Linked DNA regions of Homo sapiens: region 1 is linked to region 2. A link is a loop called in an ENCODE intact Hi-C map of the cell type or tissue named here. Cell type or tissue: Calu3. All regions are shown on one strand. Links, peaks and the distances in the headings refer to the core of each region. The heading gives the core; the rest is flanking DNA.

The links. Hi-C counts contacts between places; a loop is a spot of excess contacts. Peaks named below come from ENCODE experiments on the same cell type or tissue, not always from the same donor. Only the 100,000 strongest peaks of a DNase experiment are listed, where the experiment ranks them.
Region 1: it touches region 2 in a loop (23-fold over the local background); 1 of 110 quality-filtered maps calls a loop at or near these places.

What each region holds. Positions count from the first base shown.
Region 1 is chr2:72,363,094-72,371,235 of GRCh38, forward strand. All of the region lies in intron 19 of EXOC6B (exocyst complex component 6B), which reads right to left. Among named protein-coding and RNA genes, the nearest start is that of CYP26B1, 220 kb to the left of the region's middle. In Calu3, for the core only: a CTCF peak has its summit at 4,988; a DNase peak (open chromatin) is centred at 4,938.
Region 2 is chr2:72,268,375-72,276,516 of GRCh38, forward strand. All of the region lies in intron 20 of EXOC6B (exocyst complex component 6B), which reads right to left. Among named protein-coding and RNA genes, the nearest start is that of CYP26B1, 120 kb to the left of the region's middle. In Calu3, for the core only: no CTCF peak of the experiment used is centred there; a DNase peak (open chromatin) is centred at 3,817.

The DNA.
Region 1 (8,142 bases), core at 2,818-6,817, 96 kb after region 2:
TGCTCTAATGTTTAAAACCAAATATAAAACATATAAACATACTGAGATCTAAGATGAAATCCACACAAAGCAGAAAAACACAGAGGTCATTATCAATTTTTAAAGGAAAAGTGATGATTTCATCACACCTAGTAAATTTCAAGTGACTTCCATCTTAGAGTTATTGGGTTTGGTAGCCTGTCAGCAAGAATTACCTAACAATAATACTCCTGTTATATAATGGCACCCTAAGCAGTAGTTACCATCTGTAGAAAACAGCTGAACTGACTGATTGCTTGTAAAATAATCAAGCCGAGAATTAGAAAATCATCAGTTCTGGATCATACTTTTCAGGACAGCCATAGAAGTTTCACAGACAACTATCAAGAAGCAAAGTCAATTTATTATACCAAATTAAACCTAATAAATTCACAATCTGTGACAAAGTTTCAAGTACTCTGCAAAAGACCTGAGATATGCTGGATATGCTTAATATGAATTAGCAGATTTGCTAACTGCTGCTACTGATGATGATGATGATGATGATGATGATGACAAAAATAGGAGCAGCTAATAATTAGTGCATACTTAGTGCTTTACCACACAATGAAATACAGCCTTTCATGTATTATCTCATTTGATCCAAACCCTCTCATCTTTATATTGTTCAGTACTATTATTATTCCTACTTCATAAATGGAGTTGTAAGGGGTTAAATAATTTACATATGGTAACACTAAAAGTAAGTGGGAACCTGAATCCATTCTGTTGAACTGACTCTAAAATCTATATTCTTAATGACTACACTATCCTAGCTGAATATCTCAGGCTCTTGGTAGTGCATATAATACCTCTATGCATTTGGGACCTAAGAAAATGGAAGACCTGACCTCATATTCAAAAACACTCAAGGTATATTCACATTTCATCTTGTCCAGAGTTTGATTTCTTTTAGGACCTATACAGTTCTTCCAAGGACTCACAGACAAAAAGGGAAAATACCTCATGCACACACCACTGGGTAGAAAGATGTAAGTGTTAATTATCTTGTCATTTGGGACTGCTTTTATACGCCTCTGTATAGTTACTTGAATTTTATGTATCATTTCTTTAAGATTTTTTTATAGACCACTGAGCATCTAAAGAAAAAAAAATGAGGGGGGTGGTATAGGGAAAGACATAGAATAGAGTTCTTTCTTTTAAAGTAAAATAAATGTCCATGGAAAGTTTTTGACAGACAAATTACTGCCAATCAGGAATGAAACATTAAATTCTAAATCAATGAACCTTAGTGGCTCTAAAATATATGAGGAAAAAAAATTTCACTGCTGATATTATGGTTATTCGTGGACTGTCAAGCCCTTCAAATGTTGGCTTCAATCTGATTCTAAGTCTGAAAGGTTATTACAAATACCAAATGGCTTTTCAGATAAGATATTGGCTCTCTGGAACCCCTTTTACATGGTTAACAAACTCTGTTGTGTTTCCACCTTTTCATTAAATGCTCTTTTAGTCTTAACTGAAAGCTGGCTCTGCATTAAGGATGTAGATTCTCCTACGGTTCTCTCAAGAAGAAGCTGCTCATTCAAAATCAGGCCATAAGATGGGTATTATTCTTACTCTTCAGTGTTTCTCCCAGTCCATCATCACTCCTCCAGAATGTGCATGTATTTCAGCTTTATCATCCTTCATCCCTGTTTATCTCTTATCTCTGTCAAAAATCCAATCTTGTAGTTGATCATTCGCAAAAGTTCACCAGACTTTGTTATTTAACCAGTGGTATTGGTTGATTGCCTACACCAAAGCCCTTTCCTTCCTTTTCTTTATAAGAGAATGAGCTTCTATTTTTTCCTCAAAATTCAGAGAAGGATGACTTCATTCTCATCTCAAGAATCAATTTTGACTGGTTTAGCCAATCATTATGTTTTCAATCTCCTACTAAATAATTGGTTAAGACAGAGGAATGTGAAACAACTTTGGCTAATTAGAGGCAAGGAATGTGGCGGGCAACTTATAGAAACAGTTCTGTTGCTGTTATATATTATCATGTCTAGGTGAAAGGCATGGGAGTGTGCTTATTTATGAATGGTAAGATTAGAGTAGTTTTTATTTTCTTCCTGTACTTTTCTTTTTTCCCCACCATTTTCCACAATGAATAGATATTACTTTCATTAAAAAAAACCCCTAAAAATCTTGAAAAGTATTCACTTGATTCTGCTACTGGTTATGATAAACTAATAGGCACAGCACTAATCTTTCCAGTGTGAAAAAAAAATCCTGGAAACCTGGAAAACTGTACAAGGAGTCTGAAAGAACGGTTTTAGATACTGGACAAGAGGTAATGCAGAATTATGATCCCACAGACATAATGATACTGAGAGCAGGAGAGCAAGCGAGGCAAGCTAGCCTAGAGGCAGCTTCCAGGATGTGCTATAAAGCAGGCAAAGGGAGAGAACTGAAACAGAACATGGTTGTCTTACTGAGTTGAAAAGTCAGAGACTAGAGCCCAGGAGTTCAAGGCAACAAGTATTTACAGGACTGAGTATCAGAAAGGAGGATGCTACAAAAGAGAGCATCCAGGAAAACTACAGAAAGGTCCTTTCGGTATTTGGTGGAGTACTAATTTGTGTTTGTAGGGGAGGCAATTACCAAAGGCTGGAGAAAGAACCATTAGAAATGAAAAGGAAAAGAATCTGTGAAAGTCTTACAGGGATGACCATACTTTGTGTTTCCACCAGCCAGAGTTTAAAGACCTCCAAGCTATCCAAAGCATCATGCAGAATTCTCCCAAGGGTACTGCTTTAGAACTGGTGACAAATTAGACCTAGACAAAAAGCTGCTATGGACCCACTAGATACTTAAGAGCAAGTCTTGAATGAATCCAATTGCAAATAACTAAAATCCATGTGCAAACAAAATATAATATTATTTAAAGGAATACAACACAGCATCCAACAATATGAAATGTAAAATTTCACGAATCCAGTAAACAATGACCAGGATGCAAAGAAACAGGACAATATGACCTATAATCAGGTGAACAATATCAATAACCTGGAAAATATACGCATGATGGAACTGGTAGAACAGGACTGTTACATAGCTATTATAAGAATGTTCCATATGTTAACAAGGTAGAGGAACAGGAATATTATGAAGAAAGCAATGGAAGATATCAAAAAGAACAAAATGGAGTTCATATAAAAGTAAAAAAAAAAACACCTCAAATGACAAATACATTGAAATAGATAAACAGCAGATTAGATACTGCAAAAGCAAAGTTCAAAGAACTCAAAGACATCAATAGAAAGCATCCAAAATGAAGTGCATAAAGAAGAAAAGAAGATTGAAAAGAAAATAAACAGAGTATCGGTAACCACAGGACAATGTGAAGTGGTCTAAAATATATGTAAAGGAAGTTTCAGACACAAAGGAGAGATAGAAAAGATATTCAAAGAAATAATAGCCAAAGCCTTCTCAAATTTAATAAAAGGTATAAACTTGCATGTCCAAACTCAATGAATTCTAAGCAGAATTAACATAAAGAATCCCACAGAAAAGACACAGCCTAATGAAATTGCTGAGAACTAGTGAAGAAAATCTCAAAAAAGTAGAGAAAATGAGACATAATTTGTACAAAGGAACAAAGATAACAAAAAGCTTATCATCAGAAACTATATCAATCAAAAGAAAATAGTTGGAACTCTTTAAAGTGTTGAAAGAAAAAAAAAACCCTATTAACCTAGAATTCATTATACAGTGAAAACATCTTTCTGAAGATTTTACCAGAAAAAAAAAAAGTTTAGAGAATTTAATATAAGTGGAATTGCGCTATAGTGTACATTGAAGGAAGCTCCTCAGTAGAATAAAAATGATATCAGATAGAAATCTGAATCTGCACAAAGACATGAAGAATGCAGAATACAGTAAACACATGGGTAATTATGAAATATATATGAATCATTTCTAGACATTTTATAAAATAAATGAGTGTTTAAAGCAAAGATGCAGTAATAATGTATTGTGGGGTTTATAGACTATGTAGAAGTAATATGTATAACAACAATAGCACAAACAAAGGACAAAACATAGAAGAAAAACAATACTTTTGTAAGATTCTTACATTAATGCAAAATGGCATAATATTATTTTAAGGTATTCTGTGTTAAAGATGTATATTGTAAATCCAGGAACAATAACTAAAATATACAACAGAGTCTGAGCTAATAAACTATAGATCACATAAAAAAACACTGATTAATCTAAAAAAAAGCAATGAAAGAAGAAAAATGAACAAAGTATGAAAAAGGAAATATAAAATGAATAGCAAGATGGTAGATTTAAGCCCAATCATACTGAAAATTACATTCAGGAGGTGGAATAAGATGGTAGAATATATGATTACATCATTTGTCTGATTCCTCCCTCCCCAACCCCACCCCTGCAGGAACACCAAATTTTAACAACTATCTGCAGACAGAAAACCACTGGCACAAGAACCAAAAATCAGGTGAGCAATCACGCTACCTAGATTTTTACATCATATCGCTAAAAGAGACATTGAAGATGGGCAGAAAGACAATCTTGTATTGCTGACGCCACCCCTCCCCCATCCCCTGGCAGTGGTTGAACGGCCTGGAGAGTTTGTGCACTTGGGAGAGGGAGAGTGCAGCAACTGGGGGACTTTACATTGAACTCAGTGCTGCCCTGTCATAGTGGAGAAAAAATTGTGCTGGCTGGGCTCACTCAGAACCCACACATGGAGGGAACATTTGGACCAGCCCTAGCCAAAGGAGAATCATCCATTCTAGAGGTCAGAACTTGAGCTCTCAGCAAGCCTCATTGCCACAGGCCAACATGCTCTGCGGTCTTGAGTAAACTTGAAAGACAGTCTAGAACACAAGGAATGGAACTCTTAGGCAACTCTTAGTGTTGGGCTGGGCTCAGAGCCAGAGGATTAGGGTGGTATGTGACTTGGACAGTAACCCAGCCAGGGCAGCTAAGGGAATGCTTGCACCACCTCTCTGCCAATCCCAGGCAGTGCAGCTCATAGCTAGAAAATGAGTCCTTCCTTCTGCTTAAGAAGAACAGAATAATGATACAGGGGATATCACCACTGATCCCACAGAAATACAAACTACCATCAGAGAATACTATAAACACCTCTACGCAGATAAACTAGAAAATCTAGAAGAAATGGATAAATTCCTCGACACATACACACTCCCAAGACTAAACCAGGAAGAAGTTGAATCTCTGAATAGACCAATAACAGGCTCTGAAATTGAGGCAATAATTAATAGCTTACCAGCCAAAAAAAGTCCAGGACCAGAGGGATTCACAGCCAAATTCTACCAGAGGTACAAGGAGGAGCTGGTACCATTCCTTCTGAAACTATTCCAATCAATAGAAAAAGAGGGAATCCTCCCTAACTCATTTTATGAGGCCAGCATCATCCTGATACTAAAGCCTGGCAGAGACACAACAAAAAAAGAGAATTTTAGACCAATATCCCTGATGAACATCGATGCAAAAATCCTCAATAAAATACTGGCAAACCAAATCCAGCAGCACATCAAAAAGCTTATCTACCACAATCAAGTGGGCTTCATCCCTGGGATGCAAGGCTGGTCCAACAAATGCAAATCAATAAACATAATCCAGCATATAAACAGAACCAATGACAAAAACCACATGATTATCTCAATAGATGCAGAAAAGGCCTTTGAAAAAATTCAACAGCCCTTCATGCTAAAAACTCTCAATAAATTAGGCATTGATGGGACATATCTCAAAATAATAAGAGCTATCTATGACAAACCCACAGCCAATATCATACTGAATGGGCAAAAACTGGAAGCATTCCCTTTGAAAACTGGCACAAGACAGGGATGCCCACTTTCACCACTCCTATTCAACACAGTGTTGGAAGTTCTGGCCAGGGCAGTTAGGCAGGAGAATGAATTAAAGGGTATTCAATTAGGAAAAGAGGTAGTCAAATTGTCTCTGTTTGCAGATGACATGATTGTATATCTAGAAAACCCCACTGTCTCAGCCCAAAATCTCCTCAAGCTGATAAGCAACTTCAGCAAAGTCTCAGGATACAAAATCAATGTGCAAAAATCACAAGCATTCTTATATACCAATAACAGACAGAGAGCCAAATCATGAGTGAACTCCCATTCACAATTGCTTCAAACAGAATAAAATACCTAGGAATCCAACTTACAAGGGATGTGAAGGACCTCTTCAAGGAGAACTACAAACCACTGCTCAACGAAATAAAAGAGGATACAAAGAAATGGAAGAACATTTCGTGCTCATGGGTAGGAAGAATCAATATCGTGAAAATGGCCATACTGCCCAAGGTAATTTATAGATTCAATGCCATCCCCATCAAGCTACCAATGACTTGCTTCACAGAATTGGAAAAAACTACTTCAAAGTTCATATGGAAGCAAAAAAGAGCCCGCATTGCCAAGTCACTCCTAAGCCAAAAGAACAAAGTTGGAGGCATCATGCTACCTGACTTCAAACCATACTACAAGGCTATAGTAACCAAAACAGCATGGTACTGGTACCAAAACAGAGATATAGACCAATGGAACAGAACAGAGCCCTCAGAAATAATACTACACATCTACAACTATCTGATCTTTGACAAACCTGACAAAAGCAAGAAATGGGGAAAGGATTCCCTATTTAACAAATGGTGCTGGGAAAACTGGCTAGCCGTATGTAGAAAGCTGAAACTGGATCCCTTCCTTACACCTTATACAAAAATTAATTCAAATAGATTAAAGACTTAAATGTTAGACCTAAAACCATAAAAACCCTAGAAGAAAACCTAGGCAATACCATTCAGGACATAGGCATGGGCAAGGACTTCATGTCTGAAACACCAAAAGCGATGGCAACAAAAGCCAAAACTGACAAATGGGATCTCATTAAACTAAAGAGCTTCTGCACAGCAAAAGGAACTAACATCAGAGTGAACAGGCAACCTACAGAATGGGAAACAATTTTTGTAATCTACTCATCTGACAAAGGGCTAATATCCAGAATCCACAAAGAACTCAAACAAATTTACAAGAAAAAAACAAACAACCCCTTCAAAAAGTGGGCGAAGGATATGAACAGACACTTCTCAAAAGAAGACATTGATGCAGCCAAAAGACACATGAAAAAATGCTCATCATCACTAGCCATCAGAGAAATACAAATCAAAACCACAATGAGATACCATCTCACACCAGTTAGAATGGCGATCATTAAAAAGTCAGGAAACAACAGGTGCTGGAGAGGATGTGGAGAAATAGGAACACTTTTACACTGTTGGTGGGACTGTAAACCGGTTCAACCATTGTGGAAGACAGTGTGGTGATTCCTCAGGGATCTAAAACTAGAAATACCATTTGACCCAGCCATCCCATTGCTGGGTATATACCCAAAGGAATATAAATCATGCTGCTATAAAGACACATGCACATGTATGTTTATTGCGGCACTACTCACAATGGCAAAGACTTGGAATCAACCCAAATGTCCGACAATGATAGGCTGGATCAAGAAAAGTTGGCACATATACACCATGGAATACTATTCAGCCATAAAATATGATGAGTTCATGTCCTTTGTAGGGACATGGATGAAGCTGGAAACCATCATTCTCAGCAAATTATCACAAGGACAAAAAACCAAACACCGCATGTTCTCACTCATAGGTGGGAATTGAACAGTGAGAACACTTGGACACAAGAAGGGGAACATCACACACTGGGGCCTGTTGTGGGGTGATGGGAGGGGGGAGGGATATGCCTAATGTAAATGACAAGTTAATGGGTGCAGCACACCAACATGGCACATGTATATATATGTAACAAACCTGCACATTGTGCACATGTACCCTAGAACTTAAAGTATAATAAAAATATATATATATAAAAGATGAATTAGAGGACACAAAACTCCTCCTCCAAAAAAAAAAGAAGAACAGAATAAAGAGGACTCTGTCATGTGTCTTGGATACCAGTTCAGCCACAGTAGGATAGGGCACCAGGCAGAGTCATGAGGTCCCCATTTCAGGCCCTAGAACACAAATCAATAACAAGTAACAAGATTGAAACCATAATAAAAAGTCTCCCAGTAAAGAGAAGCCCAGGA
Region 2 (8,142 bases), core at 1,562-5,561:
GTGTTTGGGTTACAGGTGTGAGCCACTGTGCCCAGCTCAACATATAAAAGGAGAAAATGAAATGTCATTATTGTCATGGAGAAATATTGAAAATAATAATGAAAAAAATGTTGCAGAATGATGCATAGTATGACACATGTACGTAAGTTGGAAAATATACAAAGCAACACTACCTGTTGCTTGTAAATACTAATTGATATCGTTTGGATGTGTATCCCCTCGGAATCTCATATTGAAATGTGATATCCAATGTAGGAGGTAGGGACTGGTAGGAGGTGTTTGGGTCATGGGGGCGGATCCCTCATGAATGACTTGGGGCTGTCCTTGAGGATAATGAGTGAGTTCTCACTCAGAGTTCATGTGAAATCTGGTTATTTAAAGGAGTGTGGCACCTCCCCACCTCTGCTTCTTGCTCCCATTCTTGCCATGTGACATGCTGGCTCCCCTTCACCTTCCACCATGGTTGTATGCTTCCTGAGGCCCTCATCAGAAGCAGATGCCAGCCCTGTGCTTTGTGTACAGCCTACAGAACAATGAACCAATTAAACCTCTTTTCTTTATAAATTATCCAGCCTCAGGTATTTCTTTATAGCAATCCAAGAATGGACTAACATACTCATATATGGCTTAAAAGCATTTAAAAAATCCCAGAAAGATAAATACCAAATTCACAGAGGAAATGGGCTTGCCTAGGCCTGGGGATCAAACACGATGTTATATATATTACAATGTGTTCCTTCTTTTATTTCTTCTCCTTTAACTATGTTTCTTTTATATTTATTCTTACTAACTCTACAGATTTCTAAATAAAAATAAAGATGAAACAAATAAAAATGTTAATTTTCAAGTCTGGACAGTGGGAATACAGTATTTGTTATTATATTTAAATTTCTGCCAAAAAAAAAATAGTTCTTAAAGGGGCCAGTCACTTGACTGTATTTAAGGTATGGAGAAACACATATATTGGGTGTAAAGAATTCTGAACAGAAGTAAAAACTTAGCACTGTTTAACATTTCCTCTGAAAAGGCAGAGAGTTCATGGCTATCTGAATGAATGCTTGCTATTTTAGGTATGAGCCAGCCATTCAGCTATACTGGTTCCAGGCAAGGTCACTGGAGACAGCAGGTAAAACAAGATAACAATTAAGATTTCTACCCAGGCACAGTGGCTCACACCTATCATTCCAGCACTTTGGGAGGCTGAGGTGGGCAGATTGCTCAAACCCAGCAGTTCAAGACCAGCCTGGGGAACAGAGGGAGACCCTCTCTTAAAAAAAAGGCAACCTTTGACATCAGAAGATCTGGGTTCAACTCCTGGTTCAGCCACTTAGTGTCACTTTGACTAAGCTGCTTAACCTCTTTGAGCATTAGTGTCTTCATCTATAAAATGGAAATGATAATTTTTATATCACATGGTCTTTGGAGAATTACCTGAGATAACACTACATAGATTTGTCTAGCACACAGGAAATCTTCAAAGAATGACAGAAAAAAATAAAAGGGTTGAGGAAGCATTTTTCAAGAGTTTTTTGAAGTTAACTAATCTTTTCTTAATTCATCATATATGAAGAATATGGCACATTCCCATAATAATAATAGGGGATGTGAAGAGGTGAAGAGGTTCAGGATGTGAGGTGGTAAACAGGGACAGAAAGCCTCCCAGATGTGCCCCAACCCCTCATATCTTCCCATCATCACTGGTCTGGGTTAGCAGTCCCTAGGCCTGGGTATTTTAGGCTCACAGAAATGCAGAGGCATAGCTGGTGGCAACTCTGGACGACTGCTCCCTCCAAAAGCATAGGTTCCAGAGGTCACAGCAATGAGATTTCCTGTTGGCAGCTGCTAAAACCCCTGGGTGGTCAAAATTTGGAGTACTGGAAGGTAGTGGTGGCTGGTTTTCATTCTAAGAAGCCTGGAAGGAGTAGGAGTGGTCTCAGGGGATCCTGAGCAGGTGTCAGAAGGCAAGCGTCCCAAACAAAGGCTGAAAAGTTTTCCTAAAATATCTGTCCACTCCAAGTCTCACTTCTCTCTATAATAGGGACAATGCTAGATGTCACATTCCTCCAAATATCAATAAGCATTTGAAATAAAAGACTAAAAAATTTGAACTCTTCAGACATATTTAACCACTAACTTTGAAGAAACCTTCAGTGAAGTCCATCTACCTACCCAACACCCTTGCCCACTTTCCTACCCATGCTATCCAGAACACATCATAAGTATCTGTTGAAGACATAATAAAATTGCTTTTCTTAGCTGCTTGCTTCTCATAAGCATTTTTTGGTAACTACCATAACTTTATCCAAAATGTATCAGTAGCAGATACAGATTTCTCCTTTAATATTTAATAATTTAATAATTTATTGAAATTAATAATGCATTAAATTTAATAATTAAATAATAATTTATTAATCTTCAAAAATTATGATGATCAGAAAATGAATAAAATTGAATTTCCTTTGTATTAAGCCTCACCTAAATGGTTCCTTCCCTAGGGAAATAGGTGGCAGAAAATTTCTAAAGTAATCTAAATGTTTCTTGCTGAAATTTAAATCTCTGCTCTTTGAATCTTCTTTGTGTGTACAGAATAGTTTGGAAGGAAGAGATGAGCAATTCAAGCAATGTTTGCTAGCAGTTCTCAAGTACATAATTGCTTGAGTAATGCTCCCTCCAGATCTTTCTCTCAGTCCAGAGACAGTGCCTATTGTTTTAGCAGCCAGGTACTTTGACATGTTTCCTATTATGTTGAGAAACTGAGGGAACAGGTGGTATGAGGGATTAAGTGACTTGATTGGGACCAAGAGTAAGGGGTTTTAAAACTCTTCCCCTTTCATTTGTTGGGATTTGTTCTTTTTGTATGCTGGTCTGCATTCTCTCGAGTTTAAATTAAGTAGGTAAAGATCACAGTGAATATTCTGACTACTTGAGAGTAATAGTTAAAATCCTAGCCTTTTGAATATCTTGCCTATCCTGCATCCTTGTGTGAGTCGCCTACATTAAGCAGTATCTCTTGAGGAGGAGGCCTTGAGAGTCAAAGTCTGTCAAATGAGGTGTTTCACAATAGAGAAGGATGATCTACTGAAGGAGAGAGTTGGGGAAGGAGGCAGTGAGAGAAGGAGAGAGGGATACAGAGAGAGGGACTGAAGGAGGAAGGAAGGTAGGGAGGAAGAAGAAGGGGAAGGAGAGGGAGAAAAAGAAAGAGAAGGAGACAGAATCTACTGTGTCCTTTTGATTTTAGGGAAAAAAAAAACCCTTGTTATGTTGGTCCTTATATAATGTAAAGTAGCCTGTTTACCTCTAGAGAAAAACTCACGTTTTCATCTTGACAAATACTTCTGGGTTTGCACATATACCACAACACATTATACATATTTCAAGATCAAAACTGCACCTGCAGTTCACAATGACCTATATTTTGCCTTGGTCCCCGAAAGCTGCTCTGTAGCAAAGCCAAGTCAAAACAATGCTCAAGGAAAAAAAAAATGCTGAAAGTTCCTGGCAATTTCCCTTCCACTCCACATGCTGCCAAGGTCACATAGAGGTAAAGCTGAACTCTCCATTTGGCCGTTTTTGCTTTTTCCTCCCCTTTTCCCCTCCCTCCACTTACGTACATGCTGATATAGTTTATGGTCTGTACCTCAATAGCATTATCACTCTGGGTTTTTATCAGACTTGAGGTCAGTGGAAGTAGGAAAGGAGAATGGATGTGAGTCTGGGTGTGGCAAGTTCCTATTGCTTTATCAGGGAGGTAAAAAAGTGAATCCACCTAGTATGCTTCTGGCTGTGAAGTGCAGTGAGGTGAGCCAAGGTGCCAGGGGGTCACTAGGAGTTCATCTTGGATAAGTGCCCAATGTTTGCAGGACTTAGCTCATCAACTTTTCTAATTTGCAAAGATGTATTTCCTGTTGGGTTTCTTCATCCCTGTCATCTAGGGAAAATAATCCAGTATGCAGCCTGTTTGGTGTGTACAGAAAACATCCCCTTCCTGAATTAAATCCAATTATGGTAATTCATTCAGCAAATCCTGTGATCACTGGCACAAGTTAAACTGCACAGGGTGGAGGAGTTGGGTGTTAAGCAAAGGGGACTATCTGTCAAGTATACCTAGGTGCTTTCCTCATCACTGCATTGACCTGTACCTGAACCTATTCAACATCATCTACAAACTACTTAACCTTGGTGTGCCGTGTTTTCGTCTCCTATAAAACAGCATTTCTCACTGTTTATTCCTAAATTGCTTCTGTTACCTGCTTAGAGAGCCCTGGAGAGTAGAACAACTAAGCCTTAGTAACAGGAAAAGAACACAAGATTAAATTTTAAGAGTTGTGCTTCTGGATTTTGAGACTGAGAGTTGGCTGACGGGGGAGCCCTATGGGCTAGCCGTGAATAGGATGTTATTGGCATCATTCTTTTGTGCTAATTTATGGTAGAACTGGCCATTGCTTGGGTCTTACTATTAGATTAGAATGATTAAAAGTACAAAGCAGGTGGGAGGAATACTGAATAATTCCCTCCTATTAAGTTTAGGTCAAAAATATTGCAGAACACTAAGGAAAAGTGTTCATTTTCTGAGACACTGCATTAAGGAGAAAGTAAAAGGTGAGATTTTAGACTCTGCTCTCCCAGTTACAGTCACACTGCCCTTACATCTTTTCACCTGACCTACTTTGAAATCTAGGTGTGATAAACTATAATGGCAATAATCACTTCCACTCAAACTAGAGGACTTTCTCAAATCAAGGTATCCATGGTCAAGATACATTTCAAGGTATTGAACTCCCTGCTGAAATACACAAAGGCCCCTTAACAATTAGTTCAAAAAGCAGGACATATATCAATGTAAAATACTTTAATTTCTAAGCATCTATCTCGTTGGAAATTATTTGACTTCCTTTTAATTCTATTTTTTAAAAAGATGTTTACTTATTTGTTTGTTCATTCATTCATTCATTTAGCAAACATTAATTGAACAGTTGTTGTGTGCCAGGAACTGAGATAAGGATATAAAAACGAGTAAGACAACAATCTCTATCTTAAATAGTTCACAGCCTAGTAGAGGAGACATACAGGCAAATAAACACAGTATAGTATGATATGCTGCAACAAATCTTTGTGTAAGGTGTTCAAGAAGTATAGAGGGTGGGCCAGTCCCTCCCTGGGAGAGTCAGGGAAAGGTTCACAGGGGAGGAAGCATCTGACCTGAATCTTAAAAGTTGAGTAAATGTTTGCCAGAGAAATAAGTGCCTAAAGGGAAGAAACTTTGCTATGTCATGCTTGGGGAACAGCAACACATTTGATGTGGATATACCAAGAGAATGGTAGAAAATTAAACTGGAAAGGCAGGCAGGGGCTGGCCTGAGAAGGTACTTATATGCAAGGGCTTAGGACCTTCCTTGGAGGTGATAGACCTTGAAGAGTTTTAAGCAGAGGAATGATCAATTTAATTTGTCTTTCAGAAAGGCCACTTTAGCAGTAATGGGGGTGGGGACGGGTCTACTATGCGAAAGCAGTGGGAACACTGAGAAAAATATGTAAAATAACTATGATAAAGTTTATGATACATGCTGATGTTAATGTGGATATCTATGTAAGTTTTATAATATATCTGCCACCATTACACATGCTATAGACAATATAATAAGAGTTCAGCGTTTGGAATGAAATGATGAGGGAAGGCTTCACAGGAAGGCAGGTACTGAGAAACAAATTAATCCCAGAGTATAGAAATAGAACAAATAAACTATGATGCTTCTAACTATCTGAATGTGTCTGTAAGTTGGAGAACATGTACCAGACATTGAAATCAGAGAAATAAAATTACCTGAGGTCCTACACATTTAGACAAATACTCCAAGTTACACAGAAATATAACACAGAAGTCCAACAAAATCTAAACAGGATCCTGAAATGGGACTGTAAAGTCAATTTTTTAAAATACTAAGCTGACATGATCATGCCTATAATTGGTGTAAAGATTCTAGTCCATTTCTAAGCTTGTGCATTTGATTGAGATAAAATACACTGGACAAATACAAAGTATTTTGCAATGTCGAACCTTAATCACCAACCAAGTGAAATGACATTTACTTGAGATAAGGAGCCTGGGTTACCAGTGAGTACCTTGTAAAGTTTCTTTTTCATTTAAGTATTCTACAGGAAAGACAAGAGTATTTAACACAGGCTGCTATTAAGGGAGGAGTTTGGGAAGACAAAGCAGGTTTATATGTGTGTCCTAACTGAAACTTCTTTTGAAATAGGAAAACTTCAGCGTCACTTATACACATAAATACTTAAACTAAGCAGAGACGTGAACAATTAGATCATTCCAATCTCATGAATAGTGTAAATCCACCCCGTAATAAAAGCCATTTTGGATTATTATTCTTTGTTTATTAAGCCAACAGAAGCATTCATTCCAGCCAGCCTGTCAAAAGCACAGAGTGAAGCTAAACAGTTTGTTTAGTCTAACGAAAGATGTTCTCAGCCAAAACAAAAGGGACCCAAATTTTTTTGCTTTTATAAAGTGTAACTTTACCGTGGAATGATATTACATAATTAGAGGGAATAGATAAGAAGACAGAGGCAACAGAATGATGCAGAGTTCTTTTTTATTCAGTGTGACAAAGGGATGAGATGGATTTTTTTGCCAGTCTAAAGCAGTGACCAGCTGTCATGAGTGACTGTCAAATAAATCGTTTACAGTATTCCCTTAACCTAGTACCCACTTGATAACTGTAGCACCATTATTCAATTTCGTCGATTATGTGAGCTAGTAATTTGCATATTTACTTTAAAATAACATTTAATGGACAAGATAGAGTTAAAGTTTATCTGAGATACATTCATTCTACACCATAAATGACTTCACCACCCCTCCCTGTCATTAACAATGCTAAGTTACTGCTGTAGGGTTTTACCTACCTCATTTTGAATAGTTCCATAAAGTTGTCTAACCCATGTGTCAACAGACCACTTGGAGTTCAAGCAACACTTCATGGCTCACAGCTGGTAATTACAAAGTTTCCCTAAACATGTAGATGCTATATGATTTCCAAATTGCAATAATCTTCTAGGCCACTATCAGGCCTGGTAACCTCTCATCACTTCAGAAATCAATTCACAAAGTGAGCATGTCAAGTCATTTTCCTCAGCAGTTTTAACCAATGTTATGCTTCACATAGACATGGATGGTCAAACTCATTTTTATTTTCTTATTAGTGCTGCTCAATTAATCCTCAACCCTCTTACAATCAGCACTAAAAAAGATATAATCTTTCTACAAGTACAATTGGCCCTGGACATATCCTGATTTCACCTGTTCAGGTCTCTGGGTATTCAATAAAGCAAGTTCAGCCGCTGTGCCAAGAGGCCACACAGAGTTCAAGGTAACACCTCACAGCCATCAGCAGGTTAATTATAATTTCATTTTCAAACACACCGACTACATGCTTGTTTCAACTCCAAATGACCTTACCTGCTTAATTTTTTTTGGGGGGTGGTGGTCTACATGGAGTAAATTTCTGTCAGCAAAGCTGAGAGGCCACTCGGAGTTCATGGTAACAATTCATATTTGTAACAGGTTGCCCAGACCTAAATCCTCACCTTCAAACATTCCTGAGAGAGCACTTAGTAGCTATGAAGGAAGTAGGGAGTGGGGGATGGAGAAGGAAGAGAGATGGAGATAGAGGAGGGTGGAAAAGGGAAGGAGAGACACAACACCTGACCTCTGGAGTGTTTTGAGGGGTTCAGTGTCAATGGCCATTTTAGTGAGGTGATTCTGGCTCATGGGAGAAGGGCCTCCACTTTGGGGGTAGACTCTTACAGGAGTTTCTAGATACCCGATGACTGCATCACTGCCAGAAACAAAACTGGCTCAAAAGCAGCCTTGTATTAAATTCTTAAGTGATCACAATAGTGGAAGTTTGATTCTGCATGGAAGGGACCTGGGACAAAAGCTGAATTCCTGCTACTCTCTCAGTGAGTAGGTATAGAAAAGGAAGTTCTCAGAGAGGTAGGTGTTTTCTCCAGACAAGGGCTCTTTCTCTTATCATTTAGGCTGAAAGAGCCCAGTTAACATCAATGAGAGGAGTCATTTCAGATGTGATTTTTTTACATGTATCGTGTGCCAGAATGACAAGTTTT